2 separate regions of the Homo sapiens genome follow, and region 2 is linked to region 1. The links are chromatin loops, found by intact Hi-C in ENCODE. Cell type or tissue: heart left ventricle. All regions are shown on one strand. Links, peaks and the distances in the headings refer to the core of each region. The heading gives the core; the rest is flanking DNA.

What was found. Peaks named below come from ENCODE experiments on the same cell type or tissue, not always from the same donor. Only the 100,000 strongest peaks of a DNase experiment are listed, where the experiment ranks them.
Region 2: it touches region 1 in a loop (5-fold over the local background); 33 of 110 quality-filtered maps call a loop at or near these places.

What each region holds. Positions count from the first base shown.
Region 1 is chr10:70,754,509-70,765,086 of GRCh38, forward strand. It overlaps ADAMTS14 (ADAM metallopeptidase with thrombospondin type 1 motif 14), which reads left to right. Exons shown (of 22, transcript NM_080722.4): 20 at 3,454-3,583; 21 at 3,667-3,777; 22 at 5,852-7,933. The coding sequence ends at 6,345. Among named protein-coding and RNA genes, the nearest start is that of TBATA, 26 kb to the right of the region's middle. RefSeq lists enhancers at 2,127-3,086, 7,278-8,047. In heart left ventricle, for the core only: CTCF peaks have their summits at 4,753 (motif pointing left) and 6,987 (motif pointing right); DNase peaks (open chromatin) are centred at 3,463, 4,713, 5,513 and 7,453.
Region 2 is chr10:70,615,255-70,625,832 of GRCh38, forward strand. No RefSeq gene overlaps it. Among named protein-coding and RNA genes, the nearest start is that of PRF1, 18 kb to the left of the region's middle. RefSeq lists an enhancer at 10,033-10,578. In heart left ventricle, for the core only: a CTCF peak has its summit at 4,215; no DNase peak of the experiment used is centred there.

The DNA.
Region 1 (10,578 bases), core at 891-8,890:
GGGCTTCTCTGAGGAGGTGTTGCTCAAGCTGAGACCAGAGGGACAAGCCACAGGAAGAGACCAAGTCAGGAACAATTTTACAACGTTCCAGAAGCCAACAGGACAGTGGGGCTGGAGCTGACTGGGAGGGATAGGGGCTGCGAGATAACACTGGGGAGGCAGGCGGGGGTCCATGGCTACGGGCTTTGCAAGGGGTTTGCATATATTCTAAGAGCAATGGGAAACCAGGGAAGCCTTTTAACATGGGCATTACAAGCTCTGATTTCAGGTTGTAAAGATCACTCTGACGGTGCTGTGGAAGGTTGAGCGTTAGACAGTCAGGGTAGCGAAGGGGAGATAGCAGTAGCGCTGCTTAGTTATTTGGGTGCTCTGTGGCTCAGACCCTGGAGGCCACCTTCGGGAAACTGCCTTGACGAAATTGTCTTGGGTTTTCTTTTAAATACTCATTTGATGTGAACATTGAGAACATCATGCCAAGTAAAACAAGCCAAGCTGGATGCAGTGGCTCATGCCTGGAATCCCAACACTTTGGGAGGCTGAGGTGGGCAGATCTTTGGGAGGCTGATGTGGGTGGATTGCTTGAGCCCAGGAATTCGAGACCAGCCTGGGCAACAGAGCAAGACCTCGCCTCTACAAAAAATGTAAAAAGTTAGCTGGGCGTGGTGGTGTGTGCTTGTAATCCCAGCTGCTCTGGAGGCTAGGGTAGGAAGATTGCTTGAGCCCACGAGGTCAAGGCTCCAGTGAGCTATGACCATACCATGCCACTGCACTCCAGCCTGAGTGACAGAGCAAGAGCTTGTCTCACAAAAAAAAAAAAAAAAAGAAAAGAAATAAGCCAGACATCCAGACATGTAAGGACAAACACTCCATGAGGGCACTTTGCTGGTGATTTCCAGGGGCTGCTGGAGGGTGAATGAGGGGTTAGTGTTTAATAGGCGAGGAGTTTCAGTTGGGAAAGAAGAAAATGTTCTGGAAACAGATGGTGGTAATGATTGTACAACAATGGGAATGTGCTTAATGCCACTGAACCATAGACTTAAAAATAGTTAAGATGGGCTGGGCGCGGTGGCTCACGCCTGTAATCCCACCACTTTGGGAAGCCAAGGCAGGCAGATTGCCTGGGGTCACGAGTTCAAGACCAGTCTGGCCAACATGGTGAAACCCCGTCTCTACTAAAAATGCAAAAATTAGCCGGGTGTGGTGGCTGGCGTATGCCTGTAATCTCAGCTACTCGGGAGGCTGAGGCAGGAGAATCGCTTGAACCTGGGAGGCAGAGGTTGCAGTGAGCCAAGATCACGCCATTGTATTCCAGCCTGGGCGACAAGAGCGAAACTTTGTCTCAAAAAAAGAAAAAATTAGTTAAGATGGCAAACTTTATGTTATATAGATATTACCCCAATTTAAAAAACCTCATTTGATCACAATGCTGTTTATTGCAACAGCAAAACATTAGGACGTATCTCAAATGTTTATCTATAGAAGATTGGACAAAAATCATGGTCTGTTCATATAATACAGTACTATACAACAAGAAAAATGAACAGGCCTGAACTGTACTTACCAAAATAGATAAACTTCTGTTATAGAGAATACATTTAGGTGAGAAAAAGTACTTCAGTATGAAGTAAAAAAGCACTTCCAATGGATGTCATTTCCTTAATGTTTAGAGGGACACAACACAATCTGAAAATATTCTGGGATGCTCATTTATTAAGGCTGGTGGTGGCATCTGGATAGGGTTTTGTGAATAACTCCATACTTTTCTGTATTTTGAAATATTGCATTATGAATATTTGTAAAGAACCAAAAATCCACACACAACTCATGCATTTTATATGTCTCCATAATATATAGCTTCATTTGTTTTGATATAAAACAGATTGCTGGTCTTCAAAGGACCCCACAGATAAAAGTAACAGAGAGATGGCAGATAGTGGAAGATACTGGCCCTGTCGCAATAAGCAAAATATAGAGATGAATCTCTAAATTTAACTTTTATTAAGTAAGAATTGCAATTCAAGGCATACACAGAGACCGGGTGGTCTTCAGTATGTCCAAAGAACAAAGGAAAGGTTGGGGGTTTTATTAGAAAGAGACATGATATGTATTGTGTTGAACACCAACTCATTGGCACTAGACAAGCTTTTGGGAGCTGGCAAGCTCTGACTGGTGAGTGATGGTGCTATGGAAAACTAGCCGTGGAGTCACAGCAGGTTGTTTCAGCAGCTGCTAGGTAAAACTGGTCTTGGAATTACATCAGCCTGTTTCAGCAGCTGGCCCAGTGGAGAATTTAATTCTTGGAGCAGGTGCTAGGTGCCCTGAGTGCTTTTTCCCCTGGTCCCTCAACTCTGATTTAGTTGGGTGTGACAAGTATGACCCTATTCATATAATCAACTTTCACAGCCCCTTATGAGACTGACTGAGCAGTCAGGAGCTGTTAGCTGCTGTTTGTAATGATTCATCCTGGGAGGATATGCCGTGTTTGTCTCGTAGTTCTGTGTGGCCCCATGACCCTTGTGTCTCAGTGGTCACATGCTCCAGTGTGGGAAGTGGGGTCCTGCAAATTCCTCTCCTTCCAGCTAGATAAGGCTGTGGTCAGCATCTAAAAGGTGACCCAGTCACACTGGGCAACGCTGCTTTCCTGGAGTCCCTGCCCCTCCATTGAGGACCTCCACATTCCCTGTTTGTCAGAGTTAGAGTGGGTCAGGTCCAGGGGACGATGTGTGTGGCCACCCCCTGCAAACGGTGGTCCTCGGTCCTCTGGTGCCTCCTGCTCCTTGTACCCGCACCCTGCTCCATCAGGGAAGAAGACACTTTTGAACATACTTCTGCAGGCCCATGTTTGGTAAATCAAGTCACAAGATTATTGACTATCAGAGCTAGTCAGAGGAGGGTCCATGGAGACCCTGTCGCCCAGCTCTCTGTTTACAGAGTAAGACACTGAACCAGGGGTGGGGGGTAGCAGAAGCCACAATCCAGGCCCCTATATCCTGTTAATAGGATATCATCACATCAATCCACCTGCCCAGGTCACACCATGTAGTGGATTGCAACAGGGGAGTTTGCTAGAGTGATACACAAAATATTAAAGAACCCAGGCACAGACCAGACACAGTGCATGCAGGTGGTAGTAGGGAATGGGGTCCCAGAGGTTCCCTCCTGAGCCAGAGATTAACCGTTTAGATTGTGGAAAGGCCCATGGAGTTCTAGGCTCAGGGCAATGGCTCTTCACCATTGGTATCAGGACTATTTGGCAACAGGTACAGTGTCCCACTGAGGCTCCTTAGAAGCAGTCCTTGCATGTCCCTCTGGTCAAGTGAAGACTTGGTGCTCTCCTTTGTACCCTTTCTGTCCCCGGGCACTGGCTGGGCTCTGAGCTCACTGACTCGTCTTTCTTCTCTCCACCTACCCTGACCCCGGCCGCTATGCCTGGCACTGACCCACCCACGGCAGTGCTCTGCCACCTGTGGAGAGGGCATCCAGCAGCGGCAGGTGGTGTGCAGGACCAACGCCAACAGCCTCGGGCATTGCGAGGGGGATAGGCCAGACACTGTCCAGGTCTGCAGCCTGCCCGCCTGTGGAGGTGAGCCAGAGGGGATGGGGAGGCCAGGTCCAGTCCCTTGGGCCAAAGTCCCAAATACTAGAATTGCTTCTTCCTGCTCACAGGAAATCACCAGAACTCCACGGTGAGGGCCGATGTCTGGGAACTTGGGACGCCAGAGGGGCAGTGGGTGCCACAATCTGAACCCCTACATCCCATTAACAAGATATCATCAAGTAAGTACAGTCTATGGACCCTACCCTGCTCCCCAGACCTTTCAGTGGCCCTGGTGTTGCAGCATGGGCCACTCAGTGGAGCAAACCCAGCTTGTAGCTGTCTGTGTGACCTTCACCTCCCTGAGCCTCAGATACCTCAGTTATGAAGTGGGGAGGAGGCTCTACTGGTCCATGAGCCGTTACCTGCAATTCCAAAATGTTTATTTCTAAGTTTGGTGCAAACTTACCTGGCAGCAAAATCTGACCTGAACTAATGAGATCATTTATTCTTTTGATATAGAAATTTAGCCATATTTAGTTACAAGGTGATATCTCAGGCTCCATTGAGGATGTTCTATAATATAAACACAGAATATAATGTTTCTGATCCCAAAAGTTCTGAATTCTGAACTATATCTGGTTCCAATATTTTCAGACAAGCAATTGTAGATATGAGCTGCCTTCATAGGGCTGGTGAGATAATTGGATGAGAGAATGCATGCACTCCTGTCTGGCTGTCAGCTTCCAGTAACAATAGGCCTAGCAATTTCTCTCAGCCCCATGATTCAGTTCATCCTCCCATCTTTCCATTCATCCACCCACGGATAGATATTTACTGAGCAACTGCTACGTGCCAGGCTGTAGATTCTTCACTCCTTTCCTAGGTTCCATCTCTCTTTTCCTTCCTCACCCTCCCTAGGACCAGGGTCTGGCAAGATGAGTAGCAGAAAGATCAAAGACCCTAACTCCTAGTTAGAGGACCAGTTGGCTGCAAATTCGTTAACCTCTCTGAGCTTAGTGACCTCATCTGTAAGATAAGGTTCTGACTAGATGTCCTCAAAGGACCTTCTACCTCCAATCTTCTACTTCTCTGCTCCTAGGCTGAGGTTCTGACTGGGGGAGTGCCTGGGTTTCCTGCCGTCTTCCTTCCCAAAGCAAAGGACGATTCCGATTCTGGTTCCAGAAATCTGGCGCCATCTAGAGGCCACTGGCTTTCCATTTTTCTCTGATCTTTCTCTTGTTCCCCTAAGCCTGCCCCTCCACCTGTGTCTCTCTTTCCCTCTGTCCCTCCCACTCTTCCCACCTCCCTCTTTCTCTCTCTCTCTCTGGCAAAAATTAGTAGAAAGCAAAGCTCCTGCCTTCACATTCTGTCTGGAGAAGCCTACATGGAGTTATCACAGAAAGGTGTGATATTTTGGGCAAAGCAAACTAGTGTAATGAGCACTTATCTTTGCCAGGTGCTTTAAAGATGTTGTTTGCAATGTTATTATTCACTGGTAAGGGTCAACATCAGCCCCATTTTATAGGTGAAGCAACTGAGGCTTGGAGGGTTTAAGTGACTTGCCAAAGGCCTCACACTTTTAAGTGGTAGAGCCTGGATTTGAACTGAAATCTGCTTGATTCCAAATTAAGCAGTAGCAGTCTTAATGTCCCGATGTGTGCTGACTGTGGCAGGATGGTCAGTCTGCCTGTCCCAAGCATGAGTTGCCTGGGGTCTAGCCTGACCCTGGCTGGAGTGGGGCCAGACTCCTTGGGTTGATTGGGAGGGGCTAGGGTTCCCACTTCCATCCAGAGCAGCTGCAAGTTAGAAGCACCTGGTGGTAGGTCACACCCTAGATTGTCCAGTGTGTGGGTGAAGGAGACAGGCACCCCCAAGGATTCCAGTGTGCAGCAGGGCTGAGGGCGAATGGCGAAGGGCCAGGGTTCTCAGATGCGCCCACACGTGGAGTCCCCTGGAGGGCTTGTGAAAGCACAGCGCTGAGCCCCAGCCTGAGTTTCTGATGCAATAGGGCTGGGTGGTGCTGGAGGATGTGCATTGCCAGCAAGCTTCCAGGTGACGCTGCTGCTGCTGCGTGTGGGGACATCACTTTGAGATCTGCTGCTCTAGGGGATTTTACTTCCTCTTCCATGTAGTCAGGGCTGACTCTCCCGTCAGGTGGCTCTGTAGCCCCCACCCTGAGAAAAAGCTTTATAGTGGGTCCAGCAGGGGCAGGGGTGGAGGGCGGGCAGTCAGTGGGTAAGTGGGAGGGGGGGCCACCTGACTGACAGGCATCCCCACGTTGCTTCCATCCTTGTCCTTGTGCTGTGTGTGCAGCGGAGCCCTGCACGGGAGACAGGTCTGTCTTCTGCCAGATGGAAGTGCTCGATCGCTACTGCTCCATTCCCGGCTACCACCGGCTCTGCTGTGTGTCCTGCATCAAGAAGGCCTCGGGCCCCAACCCTGGCCCAGACCCTGGCCCAACCTCACTGCCCCCCTTCTCCACTCCTGGAAGCCCCTTACCAGGACCCCAGGACCCTGCAGATGCTGCAGAGCCTCCTGGAAAGCCAACGGGATCAGAGGACCATCAGCATGGCCGAGCCACACAGCTCCCAGGAGCTCTGGATACAAGCTCCCCAGGGACCCAGCATCCCTTTGCCCCTGAGACACCAATCCCTGGAGCATCCTGGAGCATCTCCCCTACCACCCCCGGGGGGCTGCCTTGGGGCTGGACTCAGACACCTACGCCAGTCCCTGAGGACAAAGGGCAACCTGGAGAAGACCTGAGACATCCCGGCACCAGCCTCCCTGCTGCCTCCCCGGTGACATGAGCTGTGCCCTGCCATCCCACTGGCACGTTTACACTCTGTGTACTGCCCCGTGACTCCCAGCTCAGAGGACACACATAGCAGGGCAGGCGCAAGCACAGACTTCATTTTAAATCATTCGCCTTCTTCTCGTTTGGGGCTGTGATGCTCTTTACCCCACAAAGCGGGGTGGGAGGAAGACAAAGATCAGGGAAAGCCCTAATCGGAGATACCTCAGCAAGCTGCCCCCGGCGGGACTGACCCTCTCAGGGCCCCTGTTGGTCTCCCCTGCCAAGACCAGGGTCAACTATTGCTCCCTCCTCACAGACCCTGGGCCTGGGCAGGTCTGAATCCCGGCTGGTCTGTAGCTAGAAGCTGTCAGGGCTGCCTGCCTTCCCGGAACTGTGAGGACCCCTGTGGAGGCCCTGCATATTTGGCCCCTCTCCCCAGAAAGGCAAAGCAGGGCCAGGGTAGGTGGGGGACTGTTCACAGCCAGGCCGAGAGGAGGGGGGCCTGGGAATGTGGCATGAGGCTTCCCAGCTGCAGGGCTGGAGGGGGTGGAACACAAGGTGATCGCAGGCCCAGCTCCTGGAAGCCAAGAGCTCCATGCAGTTCCACCAGCTGAGGCCAGGCAGCAGAGGCCAGTTTGTCTTTGCTGGCCAGAAGATGGTGCTCATGGCCATACTCTGGCCTTGCAGATGTCACTAGTGTTACTTCTAGTGACTCCAGATTACAGACTGGCCCCCCAATCTCACCCCAGCCCACCAGAGAAGGGGGCTCAGGACACCCTGGACCCCAAGTCCTCAGCATCCAGGGATTTCCAAACTGGCGCTCACTCCCTGACTCCACCAGGATGGCAACTTCAATTATCACTCTCAGCCTGGAAGGGGACTCTGTGGGACACAGAGGGAACACGATTTCTCAGGCTGTCCCTTCAATCATTGCCCTTCTCCGAAGATCGCTCCTGCTGGAGTCGGACATCTTCATCTTCTACCTGGCTCAAGCTGGGCCAGAGTGTGTGGTTCTCCCAGGGGTGGTTGGACCCCAGGACTGAGGACCAGAGTCCACTCATAGCCTGGCCCTGGAGATGACAAGGGCCACCCAGGCCAAGTGCCCCAGGGCAGGGTGCCAGCCCCTGGCCTGGTGCTGGAGTGGGGAAGACACACTCACCCACGGTGCTGTAAGGGCCTGAGCTGTGCTCAGCTGCCGGCCATGCTACCTCCAAGGGACAGGTAACAGTCTTAGATCCTCTGGCTCTCAGGAAGTGGCAGGGGGTCCCAGGACACCTCCGGGGTCTTGGAGGATGTCTCCTAAACTCCTGCCAGGTGATAGAGGTGCTTCTCACTTCTTCCTTCCCCAAGGCAAAGGGGCTGTTCTGAGCCAGCCTGGAGGAACATGAGTAGTGGGCCCCTGGCCTGCAACCCCTTTGGAGAGTGGAGGTCCTGGGGGGCTCCCCGCCCTCCCCCTGTTGCCCTCCCCTCCCTGGGATGCTGGGGCACACGCGGAGTCATTCCTGTGAGAACCAGCCTGGCCTGTGTTAAACTCTTGTGCCTTGGAAATCCAGATCTTTAAAATTTTATGTATTTATTAACATCGCCATTGGACCCCAAAAGGTTGTGTGTGTGTTTCTTTTTCTCTCTCTGATTTATGGGAAGGGGACAATGAAGCCAGAGCTCGAAGGTTGAGGGCTGGGCTGTAGCAAGAGAACTGGGGGTGGGGGCGCAGCTCACTGTGGCTGTCTCCTGTCCCTCCACCTTTCCACCCATGCCCTGCTGCGTCACTGCCAGGTGGGACACAGGGTTGCCACTGGTTTCTTGGCTACTGAATCTCCTGTTTCCCTGAGGCCCAAGTTCCAGGACAACACTTTATTTCAGGTTATTGTGAAATTCTCAACCTGTTTAAATGCAACTAGAGGCCAGTGGGGCAGAGTGGCTCATGCCTGTAATCCCAGCACTTTTGGAGGTGGGAGTTCCAGACCAGCCTGAGCAACATAGCAAGATCCCGTCTCAACAAAAAATAAAAAGAACATTAGCCAGGCGTGGTGTTGCACGCCTGTGGTCTCAGCTATTTAGGAGGTGGAAGTGAGAGGATCCCTTGAGCCCAGGAGTTTGAGGCCACACTGAGCTGTGATTGCGCCATGGCACTCCAGCCTGGGTGACAGAGCATGACCCTGTCTCAAAAACAAAAAAGAACAACAAGAGGGGCTCTCTAAAGGAATCTTAGCAACCACAGAACAAAGAGACTGTCACTGAAAGCAAAATGACTGCAACCACTTTTGCCTTCTAAGCAGTGGCAGAATTTGTGTCATGGAGTAAAAGAATCTACACTGCTGGGCACTTAGAAAAGGTGAAGCTGGCAAAAGGGCTTCTTGTCATTGTGCAGAGCTCACTCCTCCCCTTAAGGCCGAGGAGAAAATGGTTTGGAGACTCCTACCCCCGTGGGGGTGGGAACACAGAGAGGGCAGCCTCTCCATCTGTCTTTGGCTGGGGGCTTTTTAGGATGCAGGTTGTCTAATATGTCTAAGGTTCAATTAAATTTCTGTTGCCATCTCCCCAAACATCTGGAAATGTCCACTCTCCAAATTGAGGGCTTTTTATGGGTCAGGATTTTTGCTTGTTTTGGTGGAAACTGAGAAAATGAAAGGATTCACGGGTGAAGATAGAGGAACAGCACCAAGGGCCCTCTTTCCATCGCAGCCTCAGAAACATCCCTCACTTCCTGTAGGAGCCCAGTGGGAAAGGCCATATGGGAATGGTCTCACCTCTTCCTGCCCTAAACGGTTTCCTGTTTGGAGTCTGGTGGGTGCAGGTGCCAGGGTGCCAGATTGCCTGTCTCTTCCCTGGAGGGGATTCTCCAGGCCACTCTGACTTCAAGGCTTTATCCACACCTGCCCCATGCTTGGCAGAGCCCTGCCGCAGTGACAGCCAGGTGCCCAGAGTCTAGCCTATCAGCCCCGACTGGCTTCCAGAGCCTTTGCCCTGGTCTGCCAAGCTTCCTCAACCCATAGCCAGGGGCCAGCACACCTGTCATTTTGGAGGAAGCCCCCTGAAGTTCCAGCATCTCCTTGCCCTTGGGGTCAGTAGGGACAGTGCTGCACAGAGTCACCCTTAGCCTCCTGTTCAAAGAGCCTGGGAAGTCCTCACCATGGCTGTCTTCTGTGTCCAGATGGCCTCCTTGAGGTTCCAGCCTGTGACTTCATTTGGGCTAGTAAGGCCTGAAAGCTCCTGGTGGAGAAGGGATCGGGGGGATGGCAAGGGTTTAGGGACAGCAGGAGACTTACCTTCCCATTCCTCCAGAGGAGAAAAGGGGCAATTGGAGCCTCATCATGTTCCTGGGCAATAGACTGGCCTCTGGGCCCTTTTTTGATTTACCCTCCTGGTGAAACTCCAGGCCTTCCACCTGAAATGACACAGCAGGCAGGGGAAGAGGGGAAGGCACAGAGCCTGGGCCATCTGACCTGGAACTCTGTGGGCTCTTCCAAAGAGCCCCTGCTCCCTACCTGGCTTCAGGAGACTGAAGGCTTGGGGGAAGGTAGGGGTCTGGGGGGAGGAGGGAAAGAGCAAGAAGGGGTGGAAATGTAGCTGGGGCAGTCCCAGGGACCCAGCTGCCACAGATTAGAAATCTCTGGGGCCTACACCACAAATCTTCTCCTTTAAAAAATTATGCAAGAAATATATGCTCATTATTGAAAAATTTTACAACCTGAGGAAAAAAAATCTATAATTCTACTTAGCAATAACCACTGTTAATAATTTAGTTATCCATTCCAGATGTGTGCATGTGCAAGATTGTTTGTGTCTGTACACACACACATGCACGCTGGGTGAGTATTATTAATACTATACACATACACGTCATCTGGGATCTTCTCCCCCTCCTACTCCACCTACAGCAATACAATAAGAACACGTTTCCATCCTGAGCTACGTTGAACTACGTATTTTTTTTTTTTTGACAGAGTTTCGTTCTTGTTGCCCAGGCTGGAGTGCAATGGTGCGATCTCGGCTCACTGCAACCTCTGCCTCCCAGGTTCAAGTGATTCTCCTGCCTCAGCCTCCCGAGTAGCTGGGATTACAGGCATGCACCGCCACTCCTGGCTAATTTTGGATTTTTAGTAAAGATGGGGTTTCTCCATGTTGGTTAGGCTGGTCTTGAACTCCCAACCTCAGGTGATCTGCCTGCCTCAGCCTCCCAAAGTGCTGGGATTATAGGCATGAGCCACCGTGCCCAGCCACGTCTTCATTTTTAATGACTGCA
Region 2 (10,578 bases), core at 1,195-9,194, 140 kb before region 1:
GGAAATCTTACCTTGTAGCACATAATTTCCTCAATCTTTCATTTAAAAAAAATGTTGCATAGTATTTTGTTATATGGATGAACCGTAAGTTATTGGGCCAGCCTTTTAATGATGGCCATTTGGGTTATTTATAGTCTTTTGCTCTAATGAACAATGTTGCAGTAAATAACCTTGTACACGCCTCCTTTTGGACATGTGGAGGATATCTGTAGAATAAATTCCCAGGAATTGAATTGCTGGAACAGAACCTTACACATTTTTAATTTTGTAATAAATTTGCTATAAATAGCCCCCATAAGGACAGCACCAGTTTTCACTCTTACCAGCAAAGCATAAGTGGCCTCATTTCCCTCAGTCTTACCTATGACATTTTTTTGTTTAGTTAATTTTTGCTTTTAATGATTTATGTGTAAACTCTGTTTCATTCTTTTTCAAAATTTCATGACTATGTCTTCTAGTTATTGAAACAAATTTTAAACATGTCAACGTATTCATTTTGGGTTTTATATCTAGTTATGCCAACACATAAAATCTTTGGTGCAGCTCATTCTTTATCTTGTTATACAGCTGAATCTTCCTGGTTGGTGGATTGTTTCCTTGAGGGTTTTGCTTGCAATGTTAGATTGTGAGCTCATTCTTGGCTGCCCTTCACCTGTGGGAATCCTGCAAAGTTTAGGATTGAGAACATTCCTCCAAAGTGGGTTTGCATGTGCTTTTATGAGACACTTCCCGTTTTTACCGACTCAGACCTATTTATGCTTATTTTTTGGCTTGGCATGTTCTGACTCACGCAAGTGGCATATGGGAAGGTAGACCTGTGGTTCTGATGTTTAAGGAGAGACCGTCCTTCCACTCAGATTTAAGACTGAGAAAAATGAGTTTTTTTCTGGACTCCCTATCCCAGTAAATAGATCCTTTTAACAGCCTATCCTTTGATTGACATTATTAGCCCTTTGAGTATTTATTTAGTTTTTTACGTGGAGTGGTCTCAGCTTCAATTCCCCTACTCTGCAACCCTGCCCAGCCTTATTTCCTGTTGCTCGTGTGGTCACCGTAGCCTGAGGTTCTGGCTTCCCTGGCCAGGCCTGTGTCCTCAGGGTATCCCTGGCTGTTGGCCTGCTTTACCCTCTAGTTTTTGCTTCTTTATTATTTTTGGCTGCTTAGAATTTCCCTTACTTTTTTCCAATTTTGTTTATGCTTTTTGATATATGTATTTAATTCTGTCTTTCTAGGTAACAGAAGTGGGTTTTCTCATAGAAAGCTTTTAAGGATAGCTACTCTGTAATATTTGTTCTTTATTCTTTCAGTCAGTGAATATTTATTGATTGCCTACTATGTGCTAGATTATTCTGTTCTTTCTGTTTTACTTTAAAAGACTCAAAGGACTCTGGTAGGTATAGCAACCACTAGTTAATTCAGATGAAGGAGTTTTTTTGTTTGTTTGTTTTGTTTGCTTGTTTTTTCCTGTTTTAACATAGAGATCTTTTTCATTGTTGTTGTAGAGAGGGAGTCTCATTATATCACCCAGGCTGGTCTCAAACTCCTGGGCTCAAGGGATCCTCCCATCTCAGTCTCCTGAGTAGCTGGGATTATAGGCATGAGCCACCATGCCCAGCTCCTAGCACAGAGATCTAAGCCCATGGTGGTGAGGGCTATGAACAAGCCTATGGTGGTTACAAATTCATACCGACAACATTTTCATATGAGATTGACCCAATTTAGGGAGCACAAAGAGAGCATTTCTAACACCTTTGATTTGAGGTCTACCCCGCCACATCAACTCTATCAGCTAACCAAACAAGAACCTAGAATGCGAATGTGCATGTTGTGGAAATGAGTAGTAGAAGTAGAATCTCCCGCTGTAATGACTGAATGTTTATGTTTCTCCCAAAATTCATTTGTTCAAATCCCAACCACCAATGTGATGGTACTAGGAGGTGGAGCCTTTGGGAAGTAATAGGCTATGAGGGTGGTAATCAGGTCATAATCCCTTATGAATGGTGTCAGTGCCCTTATTAGAGAGGCTCCAGAGGACTGGAATGAAATGAGGAGACAGCCGTCTGCAGCTCAGAGGAGGGCCCTTGCCAGAGCCCAGCAAGCTGGCACCCTAATCTCAGACTTCTGGCCTCCAGAACTGGGAGACATCAATTTCTGTTCTTTGAAGTCACCCAGTCTGTGGTACTTCTGTTATAGCAGACTGAACAGATGAAGAGACCTGCATTTGTTTTGTTTTAAATCAATGGTAACACTGAGGATTGCTATAAGGATTACCGTAGGAATCTCCCCAAATGAACCTATACTTAGAGGAACTGGAAAGACATCAGGGTCCCCTTCTCTCCTGTCCTTTCTGTATCTCCTGTTCAGATTTTGTAGGCTTTTACCTCCCTTTCTTTCTCTTCTTCATTCTTCCCTTTTACCAGATTGACTTCTTGCCCCTCATTTGCTTCAGGAGACCCATGGTAGCTGTTTAGAAATGGCAGCCCCAGTCGTCTCATTTGGCTCCATGACCCCCACTCTTGATTTTGTCTGACACAGACTTTACAGTTTACAAAGAATTTTGTGTGTGTTATTTCATCTGCACCTAACAATGTTGTGACATATGCAAAATATTGTTATCCCTATTTTTTTTTTAATTAAAAAAACTGAGACCCAGCAAGAAGTACTTGCCCAATGTTATACAACCAACAAGTGGCAGAGCAGGGAGCAGACCTAGGTTTTCTGGCTTGAGGCCAGTGCTCTCGCAGGAGCGCAGCTCATACAGCTGTCTAGCAAATCCACGTTCAAGTGAAATTCCAATGTCTGGAAAAACTGGATTTCTAACTCATCCCTGAGCTCCCAGTTTTCTGATATTTCTATTAAAGAACAGTGGGTCTGTTACTTCTCTGTGAGAGCAATGCCCTTAGATTATACAGTTTAAAAATTTGGTGTGGGTTTTGTGAATGTTTTGACAGTCTGCCTACCATTTGGTCTGGCCAGCCAGCCATGCTGAGCCATGGCTGGGGTTTTTTGATGGATTGCTAGTGGCCAAGGGCTTGTGAAAACATAAATGTCTCACTGAGCGCAAACCTGAATGGAAAAAAAGAAAAGAAGTTCTGAGTAAGAGTCTGACTAATGACTTCTTGGAAGAAACTGAACAGTGTCTGAGACTTTTTCATCTGCCTTTAGCTAGCAAAGTTTCTTCCGAAAGCCCCACAGCCCCACGCATTTGACTAGCACTGGTGGATGTGTACATTCATCCACCATGCCACGCATTGATGGAGTCTTTAATGAACACATACTATGCACCAGGTGCTAGTAATCATAGAGAGGGCTACAAAGACACATAAAATAGAGTTCCATCCTTAAAGGAGCCTACCATCCAAATATACATTTTGGCATCATAACTGAACTTATAGTTCTGGGAGCCAGAGTGCCTGGTCAAAATTCTGGCTCTACTGCTTTCTACTAACAACAATTAACCTTGTATCCGAGTATTTATCTCTTTAAGCTGCAGTGTCTTCATCTGTAAAATAAGACCAACAAAGGTACCCATCCATCTATGCCTCTAACTCAGAGCACTGCTTTGAAGATGAAATGAGGTAATAATGTGTTTAAAGAGCTTGACGCAGAGTAAAAGATCAAAATAAAACTGAAGTCATTGGCATAAAACCTTAAAGGTGGTTTGAGATGTGTGGCTTAGCAATGAAGAGCTACCGTGGTTCGGAGGGGAGCAGTGGGTTTGGGTCTCTATGTTACCAGAACAAGATGCATGCGAAGGACTGGCAGGTAGCAAAGACTGTGCAGAGGTTTTCAGGGAGGAGAACAACAGGGGCAAAAGCATGGAGACAAAAAAGAGCGACTCACATGAAGGAAACAGCATGTGTTTCTGGGTTGGACTAGGATGTAGGGATAAATGAGTGGGTATTAATCATTATAACTGTAAGCATCCCATGTTTAACATGCACTCTCTGCCAGACACCTTGTGAATTTATAATTATCATGTAAATTAATCCTCCCAACAACCCATGAAATCGCCTCATAAAATCTTGAAACTTGCCAGCTAAATATCCTTCTAGGACAAAGTCTCACACAGAGGCAAAATGGCTGGGACTAGACTCTAAACTGAGCAAGACAGGGAGCCATGTACAGATAAGGTCCAGACAAAACTGGAGGAAGGCGACAGAGGAAGTCATTCCCAGAATCTTCAACCCATTTTAAAGACATTTTTCAGTACAACAGAAGAGGGAGCCCTAGAGTCACGAATCTAGGCCAAGAAATCTTTTCCCATTCTCCCCATTGAGGACTGCCCGAAAAACTATCTCACTTAAACATACGTAATGCAAAAGGATTGCAGAGGAGAAATCCAGTCCCATTCAGTTTTTGTTTTGTTTTGTTTTGTTTTGTTTTTAAAGAAAAAAGTTGATTAGCATAGTAACAGATCATCAGGCAATGATCTCTGGAAAGACATGCCCTACAAAATACATAAAATTTTTCATTTGATATTTTTAAATGAAGTAGAAGAGTTTTTAAAATGACAGAATTTAGGAAACTAAAGCATAAGTCAGGATTATAAAAATTAAGAGATGAGATAATTGGATACAAGGAAAATTTGAAAAGAGCTCACACAGAATTTAGTTAGGAAAAAACCATTTTTCTTTTCTAAAAAAAACCTCTAACCATTTTAGAAATAAAAAGAAGCTAGAATGAATAAATAACATAAATAATGTCATAAGAGAAATAGAAGATGAAACAGAGGAAATTAAAAAAATCAAAAGTGGAGACTGGTTTAAAAAAAGATATAAAGGTGATAGATATGGAAGATAGAGAAGATCCAACCCATGTATAAAAGAGACCTTAAAGAAGAAAACTGAAGTAATGAAACAGAATAAATACATACTGTAGTGAAATATGTTAACATACCTCTCTTTTTAACTGATAAAACAGGTGGACAATAAAATCAGTAAAGATACAAAAAAATTGAACAATGCAATGATAAGCTTGACCCAACTGACATATATAGGACACTGTACCCATACACCAAAGTGTTGATGAAAAGGCTAAACTTTGTAAAATATTTAAAGAGGCTTATTCAGAGCCAATATGAGTGACCATGGCCCAGGATACGTTCTCAAGAGGTCCTAAGAAAGTGTGCCCAAGGTGGTTGGGCTACAGTTTGGTTTTATACATTTTAGGGAACAAGAGTTGCAAGGAAAGACATAAGTCAATACATGGAAGGTGTACATTGGTTCAGCCTAAAGAGGTGGGATGTCTTATGGGGAGGGGACTGCTTCCAGGTCATATAGGTAGATTCAAAGATTTTCTGATTGGCAATTGGTTGAAAGAGTTAAGCTTTGTCTAAAGGCTTAAGAAGTCAGTAGAAAGGAATCCTTGAGCTAAGACAAGGGGGTTGTGGAAGCCAAGGCCCTTGTTACGTAGATGAAGTCTCATAGGTGGCAGCCCGCAGACAGCATGTGATGCCATACCAGAGTTAGGTTGGAATTTTGTGTTTTATTACTACAAAGAGTCTGTTTTGTCGGTCTTATGATCTCTCTTTTAATATTAATGCTGGCCAGTTGTGCCTAAACTCCAAAAGGGAGGGGGCATAATGAGGCCTCTCCAACTTCCCTTCCCATCATGATTTGGAATTCATTTTTTCAGGTTTTCCTTGGCCCAGAGGGAGTCCATTCAATCAGTTGGGTAGCTTAGGATTTTGTTTTTGGTTTACAAAAGAAATATGTCTTTTTTTCAAGTGCGTACTGAACATTTACCTAAATTGGCAATTTACTGGGCCATAAAATATCTCAAAACATTTCAATGGATTAAAAATTTACAGAGAATGTTACTCAGTGGATTAAGCAAGAAATCAATAACAAGAACAAAAAAACAAACAAACAAAAAATCAAAATGTTTGAAAATATACAAGGGTTAAATTACATTTAGCCTAAAGCTGCCTCCTTACATAGTTCAAGTTTGGCCTAAAGGTTTCTCAGTAAGTAATGAACTGTAACCTAACTGGATGTGTAAACAGACTATAACCTACTCTTTTATTTTATTTTATTTTTTTGACAGAGAGTCTCACTGTGTCACCTAGGCTGGAGTGCAATGGCACAATCTTGGCTCACTGCAACCTCCACCTCCCAGGTTCAAGTGATTCTTGTGCCTCGGCCTCGCAAGTAGCTGGGATTAGGTGCGCACCACCATGCCCAGCTAATTTTTGTATTTTTAGTAGACATGGGGTTTCACCATGTTGTCCAGGCTGGTCTTGAACTCCTGACCTCAGGTGATCCACCCGCCTTGGCCTCCCAAAGTGCTAGGATTATAGGTGTGGGCGACCATGCCAGGCCTTGTAACCTACTCTTGTAACAAGTAGGTCTTAGCCAATCACAGCAGTCATATTTCAACCACTTACAGGCAGCCAATGGTTCAAACCATGCTCAGATAAGGCAAACGCTTAGTTGCCTTTTGGATTGGCTGCCAAGCAACTAATCTGGCTGTTCCTGCGTCTCACTTCTGTTTTCTGTATTTCACTTTCCCTTTTCTGTCCATAAATCCTTTCCAACCACCAGAGTCACTTTGAACCTCTTCTGGTTCTAGGGACTGCCCAATTTGTGAAATGTTCTTTGCTCAATTAAACTCTGTTAAATTTAATTTGTCTAAAACTTTTCTTCTAACACCAATATCCTTCAAAATAAGTTCCAAATCAAAGAATAAGTCAGAAAATACTTTTAACTGAATGATAAAAATATGATACACTAAAATACATGGGATGCAACTAATATTATGTTTAGAGGGAAGTTTATGGTCATAAATGCACATTTCAGAAAAGGAGAAAGATTTAATATTGTAAAAAAACAAAATATGTTACTCTAAAATATGGTTTTAGCAGATCAGAATATGCCACTCCAAAATATGCCTCTGGCATAAGAATGATTTTGAGCTGATTATTATTATTTATTTATTTTTGAGACAGAGTCTCACTCTGTTGCCCATGCTGGAGTGCAGTGGTGCGATCTCCGCTCACTGCAAGCTCCGCCTCCCAGGTTCACATCATTCTCCTGCCTCAGCCTCCTGAGTAGCTGGGACTACAGGCACCTGCCACCATGGCTGGCTAATTTTTTTTTTTTTTTTGTATTTTTAGTAGAGACGGGGTTTCACCATATTAGCCAGGATGGCCTCGATCTCCTGACCTCGTGATCTGCTTGTCTCAGCCTCCCAAAGTGCTGGGATTACAAATGTGAATCACTACGCCTGGCCGAGCTGAGTATTTTTGATGGCAGTGGCTGCTGCCATCATGCTGGCTGCAGCAGGGAGGCACGGCTTTGGCTGCACACTCCATAAAGCTGGTGGGAGTTGGGAGGAGAGCTCTCTGGGTGCTGCTGCAACTGCCCAACCAGCAGCTTCAGACCCAGGCCTCCTGCTCTACAGAGCACACAGGAGACTCACCCTCCTGGGTGGGGCTACAGCCGTCCAAATTGCAGCTGTGCTCTTTGAGGAGGTCTGGGAGCAGGCAGGATCTGCCCTCCTGGGTGTGGCTGTGACCGCCCTCCCAGGTGCAGGAGCTGGTGTCTCTGCAGCCTGCACCCTCAGTGGCCTTAGGAAGGACACTCCTCCATCCCTCCAAGCTCAGAGGTGTCTTTTCCCACTGCCTGGCTTCTCTTCACTCATGGTGCCTCCTCTGATCTTGGAGGGGGTGTTGGGGCCAAGCCCAGGGGCCATGAATGGCAGTGGGAGGCAAATTGATTTTTGGGTGGAAGGAGGCAGGTCCCCAGTAAGGCCACACCTTCAGGCCAGGGAAGGTCTGAAGGCTGGGGACCGGGCTGCCAGTCCTGCAGATTGGCAGACTGGTGGGGGGACTTGTGGTGCCTCTTCTGGGCCTCCCATGGCCACCCAGGGACCAACTGGCATGTACTTCCTTCCCTCCAAGGCCCATAAAAGCCCAGGGCTCAGCCAGAGTGGGGCACAGGACGAAGAGGGCGGAGATGATGGGAGGACCACCTGCAAAGAGGAGTACTTTCTCTGCTGATAGCTGCAGAGACCTGCAGAAATGTCCAAATGACCTGCCTGCAGAGAGGAGTTATCCTCTCCAGGGCCTCCTTTTTGTGGAGAGCTGAACACTGGATGGGATGACCTGCCTACAGAGAGGAGCTACCCATTCCTCTAAGCTGTTCTAACACTAAATAAAACTCTTCTTCACCCTTCACTTGTCTGCATACCTCATTCTTTTGGATACAGGACAAGAACTTGGGCAATAGTGCTGTGGCCACAGAGGTTTCTGGCCAGAAAAGTCAACACCCTAGAGATCCCTTAAAATTTTGAGAAACTGCAGACATAGGAGAAGCTCTGAAAACACAGTAAAAATTACCCTTTTATAAGGGAAATTAAAAGCCATAAAGGAAATCTCCATTTGTAAAGATGTTTCCTGCTCAGTACCAGAAAGAGAAGAATGATGTTAAATCACTGGAAACTCTTATCAGTGGAGAAGGTATCAACTTAAATCTGCCTAACAAACCTTATCCTATTTTCTTTTCTTTTCTTTTTTTTTTTTTTTTTTTTTTGAGATAGGGTCTCACTTTGTTTACCTAAGCTGGAGTGCAGTGGCATGATCTAGGCTCACTGCAACTTCCACCCACTGGGTTCAAGCAAGTCTCCTGCCTCAGCTGGGATTACAGGCATGTACCACCATGCCCAGCTAATTTTTGTAATTTTAGTAGAGATGGGGTTTCACCATGTTGCCCAGGCTGGTCTCAAACTCCTGGCCTCAAGTGATCCGCCTGCCTTGGCCTCCCAAATTGCTGGGATTACAGGCATGAGCCACTGCACCCGGCTTGAGATTTTCTTGGGCATCTCCCCACAGCTGGCCTTCTTCACACCCTTGTATTTTTGTTTTAGCTGAAGATTATATCTAAGCCTGAACTCAGAGCCATCTCTTTGAGATTTACTCATTTACTCTAGGTATCTTATGTATGTTTGACCATAAACAAGTCTGTTGCAGTATACATGGTAAGTCAATACATCAACACTGAGAGTTGCATCAGAGAAAAAGTTTTAATCATAGGGCTGCCCAGCAAGGAGGCAAGAGGAAACTTCAAATCTGCCTCCCAGAGGAGTTGGGGGTTAGAGATTTTAAGGAGTTTGGAGTGGCCAAGGTGTGGAGATTGTTGATTGGTCAAAGAGTGCAGCGTGAAATCCTGGGATGGGGAGATGAAGAAACTGCATTCTCATGTTGATTCAGCTCCTCTGTGGGAGTCTTCAAGCTGATGGGCATCAGCTGTTCAGCTGGAATTCAGGATCTGAAAACATCTTAAGTAATTCTTTTTTTTTTTTTTTTTTTTTTTTGAGACGGAGTCTCACTTTGTCACCCAGGCTGGAGCGCAGTGATGTGATCTCGGCTCACTGCAAGCTCCGCCTCCCGGGTTCACGCCATTCTCCTGCCTCAGCCTCCCGAGTAGCTGGGAACTACAGGTGCCTGCCAACACGCCCGGCTAATTTTTTGTATTTTTAGTAGAGACGGGGTTTCACTGTGTTCACCAGGCTGGTCTCCATCTCCTGACCTCGTGATCTGCCCGCCTCGGCCTCCCAAAGTGCTGGGATTACAGGCATGAGCCACCGCGCCCGGCCATCTTAAGTAATTCTTAAACAAAAGCCTTAGGTGTCAGAGATCCTATCTGTAGGAACAGTGGGAATGCAGATGGTGGGGATCTAGTGCTACGTGACTTTAAATTAAAAGAAGTGCCGGGCTCAGTGGCTCGTGTAATCCCAGCACTTTGGGAGGCCGAGGCGGGCGGATCACATAAGGTCGGGAGTTCGAGACCAGCCTGACCAACATGGAGAAACCCCGTCTCTACTAAAAATACAAAATTAGCTGGGCGTGGTGGCACATGCCTGTAATCCCAGCTACTGGGGAGGCTGAGGCAGGAGAATCGCTTGAACCTGGGAGGCGGAGGTTGCAGTGAGCCGAGATCGCGCCATTGCACTCCAGCCTGGGCAACAGGAGTGAAACTCTGTCTCAAAAAAAAAAAAAAATAGATAAAAATAAAAAAAAAGATAAATTACAAAGAAGTGGGCCAAAGTGCAGCCTGCTTAGTGCTCCTAATGCTTAATAATGAGTATATTTCTGCCCAGAACACTGCATGTATTTCTTGTTAACCCTGAAAGGATGGTTTTATATGCATAAAGTATATGTGTTATTAAACTTCTGTTTGTTATTCTCTTGTCACTCTTTTGTTCCAGGGATCTGTCCTAACTAAGAACTATGAAGGTGTAAACCAAAATAAAATCCTAAAAGCTGGGCATGGTGGCTTATGCCTGTAATCCTAGCCTTTTGGAAGGCCAAGATGGGTGGATCACCTGAGCTCAGGAGTTTAAGACCAGCCTGGGCAACATGAAACCCTGTCTCTACCAAAAACAAAAACAAAAACAAAAACAAAAAACAACTGGGCATGATGGCATGTGTCTGTAGTCCCAGCTACTTGTGGGGCTGAGGTGGGAGGATCGCTTGAGCGCAGGAGGTGGAGGCTGCAGTAAGCCGAGATCGCACCATTACACTCCAGCCTGGGTGACAGAGTGAGACTCTGTCTCAAAGAAAAAAAATCCTAAGTC